Regions from separate parts of the Homo sapiens genome. Here region 2 is linked to region 1. Evidence: chromatin contacts called from ENCODE Hi-C or POLR2A ChIA-PET data. All regions are on one chromosome and are shown on one strand. Each heading gives the region's core, a stretch centred on a gene start or an enhancer-like site at or near the end of the contact. The rest is flanking DNA. Distances are from core to core; before and after follow the strand shown.

Region 1 (7,486 bases), core at 1,672-4,171:
AAGGAAGAAAAAAGAAAGAAAGAAAGAAACAAAGAAACAAACAAACAAAGAAGGAAGGAAAGAAACAAAGAAAGAAAGAAACCAACAAAGAAAGAAAGAAAGAAGGAAGGAAGGAAAGAAAGAAAGAAACAAAGAAAGAAAGAAAGAAAGAAAGAAAGAAAGAAAGAAAGAAAGGAAGGAAGGAAGGGGAGAGAGAAGGAAGGGAGGGAGGGAGGGAGGGAGGGAGGAAGGAAGAAAGGGAGGGAAGGATGGGTTTGTCTCTCAACGTAAGAACCAAAATGAAGACATGTGTGTCTACCAGGTGAGGAGAGAAGTACGGAGAAGAAAGGGGAGGGTTGGTGGGTCCCCCAGGAGCCTGGTTGGCTGGTTGGAAACCAGAGGGTGTACTGGACAAGGCCCAGAATGCGGACCTGCCTGGGCCCCAATAAGGGGTCCCTCCCCATCCACAGGTAGACGCATCGCCCCGAGGTAGACACATGTCCCCTAGGGAAGAAGCCTTCGGCTACTCCTCACGTGCAAGTCACATGCTCCTCTCCCTGCTGGCACCACCATGGCCACAGCTGATGGGCAGGGGTGAGCACCTGGCTGCAAGCAGCCAATGGCGAGGCCAGCCAGCAGCCAATGAAATCAACAGCCCGATGTGGGCCTGGGCTGAGACCCACCCCCCAGAGGAGGCTGGGCTCGTGGCCAAGGACTCGGCTGCCAGCAGCAGGAGCGGCCACAAGAATGTGTACCCCTGGGGATGACAAGAAGCCCCTACAGTGAAATCCACTTCGGCTCTTCACGGGCCCTGGGGTCTTCACCTGGGTCCTGTGCCCACGAGGTCTTGGGCCCCAGCATCCTCACAGTAAACCCCTTTATCCCGGGGTCCTCAGTGCACGTCTGGCCCAGCAACGGCAATGAAACCAACAAACTGCCACACACTAGAGCTGGGTCCTGCGGCTCTGCCACCTGCTCTGTCAAACGCTGGGGTCCCCAGAAGCCACGGCCCCTGCCAAAGGTCATTTTGGGTCTCATTTGTCATCTGGGTACTTAGGGTAAAACGATATTTTCTGTGCAAGCCCCTCATTGCTTCCCTGTCTCTCCCATCCCCTAACTCCACCACCATGAAGGCCTCCCTGCTCTCACCCACTCCAAGAGCTGGATTTTCCCTGGCACAGAGAGCATAGCACCGACCCAGACAAGCCCTTTGCCACATGCGTCCTGCCAGGCATGATTCTGGCCACAAGGATGCATCAACTGCCACTGGAGCTGTGGGTGTGTTGTCACTGTGAAGCACATTGCAGCAGCAGCTGAGAGGAGAGACCAACCAGCACCCTGGGGAGGGGGCTGCATGCAGAGGTTGGGAAGTCACACTTTGGCTTCAAGCCAAGCAGAAGATCTGGCCCAAGAAAACAGGCTCATACCTCCTGGACAGGGTGGCCAAGAGACAGAGCTTCAGCTCAGGCTGGGACGCCAGTTGGGCAATAAAATTAATGACAATAATTATTATTATATAACAATGTTGATGACATTACTGGCCAACTTTACCTGCCAGACACTATGCTTGGTGCTTTATGTAGATCAGTTCATTGCCCTCATGTAGCAATCCTAGGAGGTGGGTCTATTATTATCTCTATTTTATTTTATTTTATTTTATATTTTTTAGAGGCAGAGTCTTGCTCTGTCACCCAGGCTGGAGTGCAATGGTGTGATCTTGGCTCACTGCAACCTCTGGCTCCCAGTCTCAAGCAATTCTCCTGCCTCAGCCTCCCGAGTAGCTGGGACTTCAGGTGCGTGCCACCACACCTGGCTAATTTTTTTTGTATTTTTTAGTAGAGACAGGGTTTCACCATGTTTGCCAGGCTGGTTTTGAACTCCTGACCTCAGGTGATCCACCTGCCTTGGCCTCCCAAAGTGCTGGGATTACAGGCATGAGCTACCTCGCCCGGCCTAATATCCCCATTTTAGAGATGAGAAAATTGAGGTTCAGAGGAGTGACATGACTTAACCAATGTCTGTGCTAAACTACAGTAAGATAGATAGATAGATAGATAGATAGATAGATAGATAGATAGATAGATAGATAGATAGATACCTATGTCTAACTACCTACCTACCTACCTATTGACCTATCTACCTACCTACCAACCTGCCTATCTCTCTATCTATGTGATATATATGAAAAAGACTCTTCAGAGAACTGACTCTGCTGATGCCCAGAATAGGGTGCGGGAGACTCATCAAGCTGATCTCCCATGCTGGGCCCAGCTGGATGTTCTGACTTTACCCAGAGTATCCAGATTTCAATTAACTATCTCGGAACCACAGTAAAGGAGCGTGTGCGCTATAGTTGATTGCTCAGCCCGAGCACAGGGCTGGGTAATCTTACTCCCAGAGGGTTCTGAGGTTGGAGCCTGGAATGGACCAGCTCTCTCCCTTGCCATTCAGCCCCACCCCCACCCCTGGAGCCAGGGACTCAAGCAGCCCAGCTTGACAGTCCTGGGAGGCCTGACCCCCGGCTGGGATCTCGTCATCAGCAATGCACCCAGGCTCTGGGGACAGCATGGTCTAGGGCCTCTGAATTGGCCATTATCCTAGCGGGAAGAAATGCTTCTCCCTCCAGGCTGAAAGCTGTCTTTGCTCCCAGTGATCACTTGCTCCCCAGCTCTGCACAGATTGACCCGCACACCTAGGCAGGCAAACACAGCAGTCCTAAGACCAAGAGCCAGGGTGAGGCCCTGGCAGAACAGCCATTGGAATGGGATGCCGGAGTGTCCCCAGATGGCGCCCGGGGGTGGGGTGGACCTCTTGCCACAGCAGAGTCTCCAACTGGAGCCTGGGGTTCACCCAAGACAGCCGTGGCCCTCCCTCTCACCACTTACCCCGTCCCCAGGCGCCTCTGCCTGAGCTCATCAGGCAATGACCGCAGTGACGTCACCCGGGAGGCCACGGCCAGCTTGAAATCCAGGGAGCTCCAGGATCCTGCCTGCTCCTCCCTCTCTCTCTAGCATGACTCAGGCAGGGACTGGCCCTGGGCTGCGGAAAGGCTCTCCACTTTTACACAATTGCTTTCCTCACTCAAACCACAGGCCCTGTGGGGGCCCCCTCCTCTGTCTCTCAACCCTCTGCGGTTAGGGTTCAGATGCTGGGCAGATGAAGACCCTGTTTGCTGCGAGAAGCCAAGACCAAGCCTCAGGAAATTGCCACAGTGAAGGGAAGCTTCCTCCGGAGACACCCTCTGCCTTGCACTACTGGGTCCCGTCAGAGCTTCTTCATCCTCCCTCCTCCCTCCTCCTCTTCCCATCTCCTCCTCCCCTTTCCTCTTCTCTAACCAAGAAAGTGACTTGATAACTAAATTCAACTTGTTAGTGACAGGACCTATGATTTTTCCAAAGGGTTGCTATATTTCTGAAAAACAAAGTCTGGTAGTAGAACATGTGTTCATTCATTCATTCATTCACGGAGGCGTGGAAGAGCAGTTAAAATCACGGTCAGACACCCTGTGGGTGTGTCCCAGCTCCTCTGCCATTCGCCACCTTTGCAACCATGGCCCAGTGACTTCCAGTCACTCCCCCATCCCCTCATGTGGGCTATGTTCTGGCTTGTTAAGATGAGGCTTGCTGGGGGCTCCCGGCAGTTAGGACCCGCCCAGGGCAAGGTGATGATTAGGAGAAAGGCTGAGGCTGGGCGAGGTGGCTCACGCCTGTAATCCCAGCACTTTCGGAGGCCTAGGCGGGAGGATCACATGAGGTCAGAGGTTCGAGACCAGCTTGGCCAACATGGTGAAACCCCATCTGTACTAAAAATACAAAAAATTAGCTGGGCGTGGTGGCCGGCACCTGCAATCCCAGCTACTCGGGAGGCTGAGGCAGGAGAATCGCTTGAACCTGGGAGGCGGAGGTTGCAGTGAGCTGAGATCGTGCCACTGCCCTCCAGCCTGGGTGACAGAGCAAGAATCTGTCTCAAAAAAAAAAAAAAGAAAAGAAAAGAAAAAAGAAAGAGGATGTCTCCAAAGGAGATGGGAGGGTTCTAGAAACCCAAATAGTAGAGTAGTAGAGACAGGCCCCAGGGGTGGAGAGGCCCAGGAAGGCAGATTTCTCCTTAATCACAAGGAAAGAAAGAACATTTTCTAGCAACAGAGAGGCTCTGGGGACATGGGATGCACAGCCTCAGGCCCACCTATCACTGAACATGTTCCAGCGTCCTGCAGAGGAGGGAGGCAGGCCTTGGAAAGTTCAGATTCCCCAAAGAGGAATGCATGGAAGCTTCTTTCCCTGCTGTCTACCTTAGTCAGCTCAGGCTGCCATAATAAAATGCCATTGCCAGGTGTGATGACTCACACCTGTAATCTCAGCACTTTGGAAGCCTGAGGCAGAAGGATCACTTGAACCCAGGAGTTCAGGACCAGCCTGGACAACATAGCAAGACCCCATCTCTAAAAAAAAAAAAAAAATAGCTAAGCGTGGTGGCATGCACCTGTAGTCCCAGCCACTTGGGATGCTGAAGCAGGAGGATGCCCTGAGCCCAGCCGTTTGAGGCTGCAGGGAGCCATGATGGTACCACTGCACTCCAGCCCAGGTGACAAAACAAGACCTTGGCTCTAAAATAAATAAATAAATAAATAAAATGCCACAGATTGGGTGCTTAAACAACAGGAATTTATTTCTTATGTTTGTGGAGACTGGGAAGTCCAAGATCCAGGTGCCTTCTCACTGTGTCCTTACATGGTGAGAGAGAGTAGAAGGAAGTTCCCTGGTGTCTCTTTTTATAAGGGTACTGATCCAATCTTGAGGGCCCCACCCTCATGACCTTATCAAACCCTAATCACCTCCGAAAGGCCCCAATCTCCAACGCCATCACATTGGGGATTTGGAGTTTGACGCACAAATTCTAGGGGGACACAATTCGGTCCTTAGCAAAAGGCCCCAATGGGTGTCTGCCCTGCCTCTCAGAACTGCACCCCACACCAGCAAAAGGGGGTGGCAACCTCCATGCTAGATTCCAATAGTATGTATGTATACATGTATGTATGTATGTATGTATGTATGTATGTATGTATGTATGTATTTATTTATTGAGATGGAGTTTTGCTCTTGTCGCCCGGCTGGAGTGCAGTGGTGCGATCTCAGCTCACTGCAACCTCCACCTCCTGGGTTCAAGCAGTTCGCCTGCTTCAGCCTCCCAAGTAGCTGGGATTACAGGCGCCTGCCACCAGGCGCCAGGGAAAAGACAAAGAAAGAAAAAGAAAGAAGAAAGAAAGAAAAAAGAGAGAGAGAGGGAGAGAGGAAGGAAAGAAGGAAGGAAGAAAGAAAGGAAGGAAGGAAAGAAGGGAAGGAGAGAGGGAAGGAAAAGAGACAGACAGAAAGAAAGAAAGAAAGAAAGAAAGAAAGGAAAAAGAGAGAGAAGGAGGGAGGGAGGGAAGGAAAAGACAGAGAAAGAAGAAAGAAAGAAAGAGGGAGAGAGGAAGGAAAGAAGGGAAGGAGGAGGGAGGGAAGGAGGGAGGGAGGGAAGGAAAAGACAGAAAGAAAGAGAAAGAAAGAAGAAAGAAAGAGGAAAGAAAGAAAGAAAAGAGAAAGAAAGAAAGAGAAAGAAAGGAAGGAAGAAAGAAAGAAAGGAAAGAAGGAAGGCAGGGGAGGGAGGAAGGAGGAAGGAAGGATTGATTGATTTTAAAAATGATTATTTAGGATCAGGCGCGGTGGCCTGTAATCCCAGCACTTTGGGATGCTGAGGCGGGCGGATCACCTGAGGTCAGGAATTCGAGACCAGCCTGGACAATATGGCGAAATCCCATCTCTACTAAAAACACAAAAATTGGCTGAGCGTGGTGGCCCATGCCTGTAATCCCAGCTGCTCAGGAGGCTGAGGAGTGAGAATCTCGAACCCAGGAGGCAGAAGTTGCAGTGAGCTGAGATTGCACCATTGCACTCCAGCCTGGAGGACACCACCTCTCTCCATAAAATGTGGGCAGTGGCACCTAGCAGAACGTTCTGAGGATTAAATGAGATTCAGGGTGCACTGCACTTTCCCCAGGCGCCTGGCCTGTGCAAGTTTTCACATGGGCTAGCAATGTTCATTAACCTGGATTCAATTCAGTCTGGGTTCTGGCTTCCCAAGACAACGAAATGCAAGGTTTAATCCTTGATTAGATCTTGAATTTAAAAAACAAAACAGGTTGGGCGTGGTGGCTCACGCCTGTAATCCCAGCACTTTGGGAGGCCTAGGCACGTGGATTACCTGAAGTCAGGAGTTGGAGACCAGCCTGGCCAACATGGCGAAACCCTGTCTCTACTAAAAATACAAAAATTAGCTAGGCATGGTGGCAGGTGCCTGTAATCCCAGCTACTCGAGAGGCTGAGGCAGGAGAATTGTTTGAACCTGGGAGGCGGAGGTTGCAGTGAGCTGAGATTGCGCCACTGCACTCCAGTCTGGGTGACAGAATGAGATCCCATCTCGAAAAAGAAATGAAAAGCAAAGCAAGACGGTATGGGTATTGTGGTTTTGGAAGAGCTCTCCTTAATCTTAGGAGATACATGATGAAGGGTGTAGGGGTGACATTTAAAAATGTCTGCAAAGTGCTTTGAAATAGGTCAGTTAAAAAAAACAAAAAAGAGAGGCCAGGTGTGGTGTGGCTCACACCTGTAATACGAGCACTTTGGGAGGCCAAGGTGGGAGGATCACTTGAGCCCAAGAGTTTAAGACCAGCCTGGTCAACATAATGAGACCAAACTCTAGAAAAAATGCAAAAATTAGTTGGGTGTGGTGTTGCATGCCTGTAGTCTCAGCTACTTGGGAGGCTGAGGTGGGAGGAACGCTTGAGCCTAGGAGGTTGAGGCTGCAGTGTACAAAGATTCCGCCACTGTACCCCAGCCTAGACAACAGAGCAGGACGCTGTCTCAGAAAGAGAGATCATATTGGGATGATGAAAATATTTTAAAACTGACTTATGTTGGTGGTTACACCATAGTAGGTTGGTAAATTGACTATGATGATGTGGTAAAATCCCTAAATTGCACACTTAAAAGGGTAAATTATGATATGGAAAATATGCCTCAATAATGCTACTTGAGACATTCACTGGATTAGACCAAATTGACCGATTTATTTATTTATTTAAGACGGAGTCTCTGTCACTCAGGCTGGAGTGCAACGGTGTGATCTCAGCTCGCTGCAACCTTCGCCTTCTGGGTTCAAGAGATTCTCCTGCCTCAGCCTCTCGAGTAGCTGGATTACAGGCTCATGCTACTATGACCACTTAATTTTTGTATTTTTAGTAGAGATGGGGTTTCATCGTGTTGGCCAGGCTGGTCCTGAACTCCTGACCTCAAGTGATCTGCCCACCTTGGCCTCTCAAAGTGCTGGGATTATAGGTGTAAGCAACCATGCCCCGCCTATTCTTTTTTCTTTTTTTCTTTTTTCTTTTTCTTTTTTTTTTTTTTTTTTGAGACAAAGTCTCACTCTGTCACCCAGGTTGTAGAGCAGTGGCATGATCTCAGCTCACTGCAGC
Region 2 (7,486 bases), core at 4,441-6,940, 110 kb after region 1:
GCTCTGCTGCTGTGGAGGGTGGAGGGCATGGCAGGGGCTGAACCCGAGCCCGCTGTGTCTGTTGCAGAGCCCCCCGGGCCCATTGACAACAGCAGGATTGCACAGGTCAAAGGAAGCGGCCATGTCCAGCTGAAGCAGGGTGAGTTCCCCCTGGGGTCAGCCAGGCTCCTCTCTGCCCTTCCTGGCTGCCAGGCTGCTGCCCAGTCCCGTCCTTCCAGGAGCCCCCTTACCACCTGTCTTAGAGTCAGGCTGAGACGTCCACCTGAGTCCAGACCCAGGCGGCTGAGAGATGGCCCAAGGGGCTTGGTCTCTGCTTGTGTCCTCCAGGTCCCACCCCTCTGCCTGCTGCTGGCCTTGCCCACCCTGCTGTTTATGTCAGCCCCACCCCCAGGAACAAGGGACACAGCCAGAGATGTGTTATCCGGGGCCCTTAGCGGGATGGACATTCCTCTGGGAAATCCTGATTTCCATCTGACAGCTTTGCATAGAAGCCCTGGTTGCCGTCTTCCCGCTTCGGGGCCTGGCCCTGCGGAGCCCCCACTGCCCAGGCCGGTGGCTTCCTTGAGGAGGCAAAGGTGAGCCTAGGGGTGCCTCTCGTGCCCTGCAGGAGCTGACTACGGGCAGATTTCGGAGGAGACCTGGACCTACCTGAACAGCCTGTATGGAGGTGGCCCCGAGATTGCCATCCGCCAGAGTGTGGCGCAGCCGCTGGGCCCAGAGAACCTGCACGGGGAGCAGAAGATCGAAGCCGAGACGCGGGCCGTGTGATCTGCTGGGCTAGTCTGTAAGTCGCCCCGGCTGGTCCCTCCATGGCACTCTGGGTCCTCTCCTCACTCTCCAGAGACCCTCACATGTCCTTTTGAACATCCAAAGAGCAGGTCCCTGAAAGCACCTTCCTGGAGGATGTGGGAGGGCCCTGGACATGGCCCGGCCCCACTGCTGAGTGCCCGTGTCCCCACAGCCCCATGTGCCCCACCCCGCGGAAGGCGTGTTTGTGCCCAGAAGAGAGGCCGGGCTGCTGCAGAACCCCGCCGTGTAAAGAGGCAGAAAAGTTGGTTTGGTTTGCAGTAACGCTGCAACTAGAAAATATATGCACTTCAGGCTTGTTGAAACGACCAAGACTCTGTGACGTTAATTTGGGTCTTTGTCCTGGCAGTGCCTCTGCCAGTCACTGTCATCGTTGTGTCCCCCACAACTGTCCTCTTGCTAGCTCGGCCCAGCTTTGTCCCTGGAGCCCGATGCTACCCCTGTCAGACAGAGGCTGCGGCCTGGGCCAGAGTCAGGGAGTAGCTGCTGCTTCACGGCGTCTCCACTGTGCGATTGGCCCGGAGCCCCGAAGACTCGGAGGGAGCTGCTCAGGGCCGGTGAGCGCAGCCAGAAGCCCTGGCCAGTGAGGAGCTCACAGGTCCTCCCTGGTGGTCCCGCCGCACCTCTGCATCTCCTGGGCGTCACCAGGAAGGCTCTGAAGTCCCGGGCTGCTCTCAGCACTTCTCCTGCAGACTGAAGACTCTGGACTCATTGCTGATTGGAACACCAGGAGGAGGTTGGATTTCTGCCAGTGGGGGATGTTTCTGGAGGCAGCTGGTCCCCCACACCGCGTCCTGCTGAGCCTGCCCCCTGGATTGGCTGTAATTTGCCTCGAAGTTCAGCAGTTCATCTTCATGGGAAATTTGCTGAGCCCCCACCAGGGAACCGGATGATGAAACAGGGATACCTCACAGCTTGGCCATTTGAGGCAAAGGCAGCTTCCCGAGCTGATGCTAAAGAAGACAGACTTTCCCTTCCTCCCAGCAGCAGCAGTGCAGAGCCCACCTGGAGGGATGTGGGGGCTGTGCAGGGTGCAGCGCTCAGGTGGATCCTGGGAAGCAGCCTCTGGATGCTGAGTGGAGGGAGCCACTGAGCACAGCAAGGCACCAAAGCCCCTGGAGAAACCGCCAGGGCGAGGTGCGACCATCATCAGGATCAAAGCAGACGGGGCGTGGGTGGGGAAGGGGCTCTGGGACCAGACCCCCCACACTACTGCGTCTTTGTTTCTATCAGTCTTTGTAGAAGCAGGTGGTGGTGGAAATTCCAGCAGGTGGGTCCCGCAGAGGCCCTGAGGCCTCACTTTTCGGATCTTCTGTCCCAGATCCTGCTCCCTCCCTGCTGAGCCTGGGGTTCCCCTGGCATTGGCCCCAGCCTTCTGAAAGCCGGCGCTGCAGCCAGAGGCCGCACGCTGCACTGTCGCGACGCAGAGAGGCTTCTGTGCAGGCTGGGATCGGGCCCCATGTCTGTGCTGTCTAGTTTGTGTTCAAAATGTCAGAATAAACACAGAATAAATGTTCCCACGGCCACACAGTCGTCTCTCCTTCACTGCAGTTCTGTTACTGGAGGGAAGGTGAGGCTCTCCGCCACGCGGACAGCCCGCCAAGCCCTGGGGCTCACATTGCACATCACCAGGCCCAGGAGGGGGCTTTCCATGTGGCTTTCTGAAACCAGAGACCACCTGGAGGCTGTGGAGGTGAGCAGAAGAGGGGACCCAGCTGCTATAAAGGCCTATTGGCATCTCCTTTCCTGGAATCAGCCCCAGCCTCAGAGAAGTAGGGCCAGATGTGGCCAGTGATTGAGGCCAGCACATCCCACAGGCTAGTCTCCCTCCAGCCACCCAGACAGGCGGCTCCAGAGTGGCCGTGAGCAGGGGGTTACCTCCCCTTTGCACACTGGCCCTGGGCGTTCAGCAATACTGGTGTTCAGTAGTCTGAGTTTTTTGTTGGGTCTCATTTTGGGGGAGAGAAGAACTTGAGATTTTTATATATAACTTATCAACATTTATTTGTGAAATCCCATTGTTGCAGGAAAAAGGGGTTCCGATCCAGACCCCTAGAGAAGGTTCTTGGATCTCATGCAGGAAGAAACTCAAGGTGAGTCGCAGAGTTCACTGAGAAGAGTTTACTGAAAGCTGCTCAGGTACAGAGTAGAGCGTCCTCAGAAAGCAAGTGGAGGGATGCCCGTCGCTGTTTTCAACTCCTCTTATGTAGGGGTCTTAGCTATAGAAAAGCTACGCTGTGTCTGTCAGGTGGGCTGACAGCCTGACACAGTGGATTGCTCTGTTGATTTAAAGAAAGCCATCCTTGGCATCTTAGTGCATAAGCACATCGAAGCCTCACTGTGGTCATCTTCAAGCATACACTGTTGTGTGGCATCTGAACCTTCTCCATCGTAGGAGTTTGTCCTCGCAGGCGTTACGTAGCTGCTTCCTCAGACGTAAACATCTTAGGTTGTGACTGGCCTGGACTGTGCCTAATTTTTTGTTTTTTGAGATGGAGTCTCGCTATGTTGCTCAGGCTGGGGTGCAGTGGCACGATCTCGGCTCACAGCAACCTCTGCCTCCCAGGTTCAAGCGATTCTCCTGCCTCAGCCTCCCAAGTAGCTGGGATTACAAGCATGTGTCACCACATCTGGATAAGTTTTGTATTTTTAGGAGAGACAAGGTTTCACCATGTTAGCCAGGCTGGTCTCGAACTCCTGACCTCAAGCGATCTGCCTACCTCGGCCTCTCAAAGTGCTGGGATTACAGGTGTGAGCCACCGGGCCCAGCCTCCCTTGCTAGTTTTAGGTGGAGCCGAACTCAAAATGATGTCACCCTGGCTCCCCTAGGCTTCTGCTTCCCTGCCGCTATCAGATACGAGCGTACAGAAACATTTCAGCGTATGCAAGGATAACACGGTGACAAGGAACCAAGATGACACATTGCCAGTTCCATGGAAAGCCTGGGGCCCCTCCGGAGTCGGCCACCTTGCCTGACCCCAGAGGTGGCTCTTTGCATGTGGTTCCCTCATCCCGCCTTTTTTTTTTTTTTTTTTCCTGAAAAAAGCTTCATTTTATTATTATTTTTTGAGACAGAGTCTCACTCTGTTGCCCAGGCTGGAGTGCAGTGGTATAATCTCAACTCACTGCAACCTCTGCCTCCTGGGGTTCAAGCAATTCTCCTGCCTCAGCCTCTGGAGTAGCTGGGTCTACAGGCATGTGCCACGACGCCTGGCTAATTTTATTTTTTATTTTATTTATTTTTAGTAGAGACGGGGTTTCACGGTGTTAGCTAGGATGGTCTCGATCTCATGACCTTGTGATCTGCCTGCCTCAGCCTCCCAAAGTGCTGGGATTACAGGCATGAGCCACCACACCCGGCCAAAACATCATTTTAAAATTGAGCTTTCTGACTGTGCTCCTGCCCTTAACACCTTCCCAGCAACTTTCTGCTCCTTGATGAGGAAGGCACACTTGATCCTGTCGGGAACACGTTCACACAGAAGCACCAGATGCACTGCTGATGGGTTTTTTGTTTGTAGACAGGGTCTCACTGTGTTGCCCAGGCTGGCCTCGAACTCCTAGGCTCAAGTGATCCTTCTGCCTCAGCCTCCCAAAGTGCTGGGATTACAGGCGTGAGCCACCACGCCTGGCCGCTTGCTGACATGTTTTTGCTTTGGGGCAGTCTCATAGGAGCTTTAGGTCTCACAGCACAAACCCCTCGGAGTCAGCCCAGGCCCATGCCATGTGCAGACTTTGGCAGTTTCCCAATCTTGGTATAAAGGTAAACGATTCTCTTCCCAGGGGTTCGGGCCGGCCTAGTGCTGTTAGAGGCTGTATTCTAGGAAAGCCTATGACGGTTTGGGAAACTGGGCCATGCTGAGTGCCTGTAGACAGCGTTCCCGGAAGAGGAAAAAGCAACCTTTGTCTTTATGTGGGAATCTCTAAGCAATATTTTTGGCTTTGTTTACATTTGAAGGTTAGATATGTGTCAATCCACGTGATTGACATTGAACATGGAAAATGAGAATGAAAGTTTTGTCTGGAAGATTTATTTAGGAGGTTTGGAGACAGTTCTTGCACTACAGAAAGGTGGGCTGGAAATAGGTACCAATTTGCCTTAAAACGTTTCTTTTAAAATACCTGGCTTTTAAGGAGTTCAGACTGAGATGCCAAGATCTGAAGTCTGTGCTTGATTACTGAGCAGGGACAGGAAGTGCTCGGTGACTGGGGAGGCGGGGCTCAGGCCTCGCTCCCCACGGTGCCCCACGGTGGCTCCTCCTCCGCGCTAAGCCAGGGCGTGGCTTCAGCAGCGCTTCTTAGAGGAGCCGGAAAGGCGCCCCTGCACCGTGGGGGAGGCTGCAGGAGACCTGCCGCCTGCCTGTGGTTCTGTCGGCCATGGCGCTGCTCACAAACCTGCATCCGAATACATTTGCAAGGCGCAGCCACCCAAAAAGTGTAGTTCCTACCTTTGTTCTGTTTTAAATTCAGTGCAAACATAAATTATCCTGAGGGTCTTAATGCTACCTAATTTTGAGCCCCAGAGAGCCTTGGGGGAAGTGAGCAGAGGTTTCGGAATCACAGCCCCCTCTGGCTCGTCCCTTCTGCAACTTCACCTACACAGAGAGACACCTGCTACCTGGACGGAGCAAGGGTGAGCTGGGCGCAGAAGAAACACACGCCTTTGGGGAAAGCTAGGAGCAGTAGACAGCCTAGGCAATGTATGTTCTGGAAGGGTGTCCCAGGGTTTCTCAGGGTGCAGCCTCCATTCCTTCCTTCGATTTGACCCGGGACCAGCCTAGATGAGGGGGCCTGTGGAGAGCTGGAACTGGAAACAGGTTCTCAAGGGCAGGGCTCGGCACAGCGTGGCAGCCAGGGGCTGTGCGGACTGAAGGGATGCGGCCCTGTCCTAGGCTGAGACGTCCGTCCAGCAGGTGCCGCAGGGAGGAAGGGAGCCTTCCCCATCCCCGACGGGGACAGTGGGTCCGTGTTTCCTCCCACAGCTTTCGGCCCCTTAGCTCTGAGGACAAGGATAGGGTCCTTCCTCTGCTTCTTCTGTACCTTTTGTGGTCCGGAGATGTCCCCGGCGGAGGTCACTATACCATCTGGAGGTCTAACGGGAGGCAGGAGTGCTCAAGTCAAGGCCGAATGGGCACTCAGTGGGACCCTGGAGAAGCAGCTGACACACCAAGGGGCTGCCACGTGCCTGCTGGCAGCCTTCACACGCTCATCCCGGGTCTCAGAGGGCGCTGGCAACACAGATCCCTGCCTCCCCTATCGGGAAAGCGTTTTAGGACCAGGGAAAAGGAGGCCTCCCCCAGGCGAGTGCGCAGAGCCAGGGAACCCGTCTGGATGGTGGCTCTTTCCCACCATCCTTCTCTGGCAGCAGCAGTTCAAAGTGGAGCTTCCAGGCTGTCCCATACATTTCACGATTTCTGAGTCTTTCGCTTCAATTTAAAAAAAGCTGGGGGCACGACCGAATCCTGCCTCTGTCCACCGCCATCTCGTTCCTCATCGCAGGGGGCCCTTCTTGCTCCCTCCACTGCTGCGCTCTGCCGTCTGCTCCCGCCAGGGGTCCCCACCACCTCTGCGGACGGAGGAGCCGCCTCCCAGGCCCGGGCGTGCCCAGGGCGGGTGGAGGGCGTGGGGCGGGCCGGTATTTCCTGACCCGCTGGAGGAGCCGGCCCCACAGGCTTGTGGCCTCCCCGGAGCCGGTGAGTCAGGAACTTCCTACTTCAAGAGGCTTCCCCAGTGCAGCAGAAAACAAACTAGTCGCCCCCAATGCTCCCGACCTCTGTGATGTCCACACCCGCGGAAATGGGGGCCCCAAACCAGCAGGCTCTGTTCTAGGCTTCTCAGCGCTGGTGCGGCTCTTGGAGAAGGCTCGGCAGGGGCGGGTGGGGCATGGGGGGGTTCACAGGTGGAGACAGCCCGTCTCCGCCCCACAGACGGCTGGGCGCAGTCCCGAAATATTCTTCCCAAGTGGACTTTTTTGCTGACAACCTAGAGGAGAGGGTTTCGGGTAGGATAACAGTAGATCCACCTTGTTCCCTTGTGCCACACTGTGTCACACTGGGAACCAGCAATTCTCAATGGTGCCTTGAAGCCAACTGCACGCACTTGTGGTTAGAGGTTACCAATGGCCCCATATTGGTGCCCTCACCTCCTGCCCTCCGCAAGTGAGGATGCTTGGCATCAGCAGAGCTGCCAGGTCTGCACTTGGTGTAGCTGCGAATATGTCATTTCCTGGACAACTGTTTTCCTAAAACAGTGCTAAAAAAAAAAAAAAAAAAACCCTTGGGACACAGAGAAGTGTGGGCACAAACCAATCCTATCTTCCCCCAAAAGGCCAGGGTGAAATTTTCAAAGCTGGCTGTGGAAACGGGGCCTCCCACTGCACATGTCCAGCCAGTGCCAGGCACAAGGCTGCTGCCCTTTCGAGTTGTCCACGTGAAACAGCTCCGCACTGCCTGCAGCTTCACAGAAACTAGTGATTCCAGCCACGCCACCAGGAGTACCGGCTTGAGCACTGGTGATACCAGATAAATAATGAAACTCAGGTGTGCCCTCATTTCACCACCTCCTCCTGCCCCAGCCCCAAGCAATGAGGTCCCCAAAGAGCTAGAGCAGCAACCAGTTGAATGTGCATGCAAAAAATACTCCTGGCCATAAGCAGCCTCTCGCAATCCTCGCACTACAT

The links. Hi-C counts contacts between places; a loop is a spot of excess contacts on that map. ChIA-PET counts read pairs that join two places held with the same protein, here RNA polymerase II (POLR2A). Pooled maps may share reads with other maps.
Region 2: a pooled map shows a loop between it and region 1 (2.6-fold over the local background). The contact joins two enhancer-like sites. A Hi-C loop is called at or near these places in 1 of 50 pooled maps. POLR2A ChIA-PET finds 5 or more read pairs at or near these places in 3 of 52 experiments (H1, WTC11 and activated B cell).

Annotation. Positions count from the first base shown.
Region 1 is chr9:129,774,355-129,781,840 of GRCh38, forward strand. No RefSeq gene overlaps it. Among named protein-coding and RNA genes, the nearest start is that of PTGES, 25 kb to the left of the region's middle. RefSeq lists enhancers at 712-1,278, 2,670-3,185, 2,816-3,110, 7,340-7,486. Within about 2 kb of position 2,922, at least 18 of the 41 ENCODE cell types and tissues checked have a DNase peak (open chromatin) inside an H3K27ac peak, as active enhancers do.
Region 2 is chr9:129,879,506-129,886,991 of GRCh38, forward strand. It overlaps USP20 (ubiquitin specific peptidase 20), which reads left to right. Exons shown (of 26, transcript NM_001110303.4): 24 at 68-139; 25 at 608-784; 26 at 962-2,323. The coding sequence ends at 768. Among named protein-coding and RNA genes, the nearest start is that of MIR6855, 14 kb to the left of the region's middle. RefSeq lists enhancers at 4,905-5,199, 5,191-5,500, 5,299-5,980, 6,031-6,080 and a silencer at 6,271-6,520. Within about 2 kb of position 5,691, at least 36 of the 41 ENCODE cell types and tissues checked have a DNase peak (open chromatin) inside an H3K27ac peak, as active enhancers do.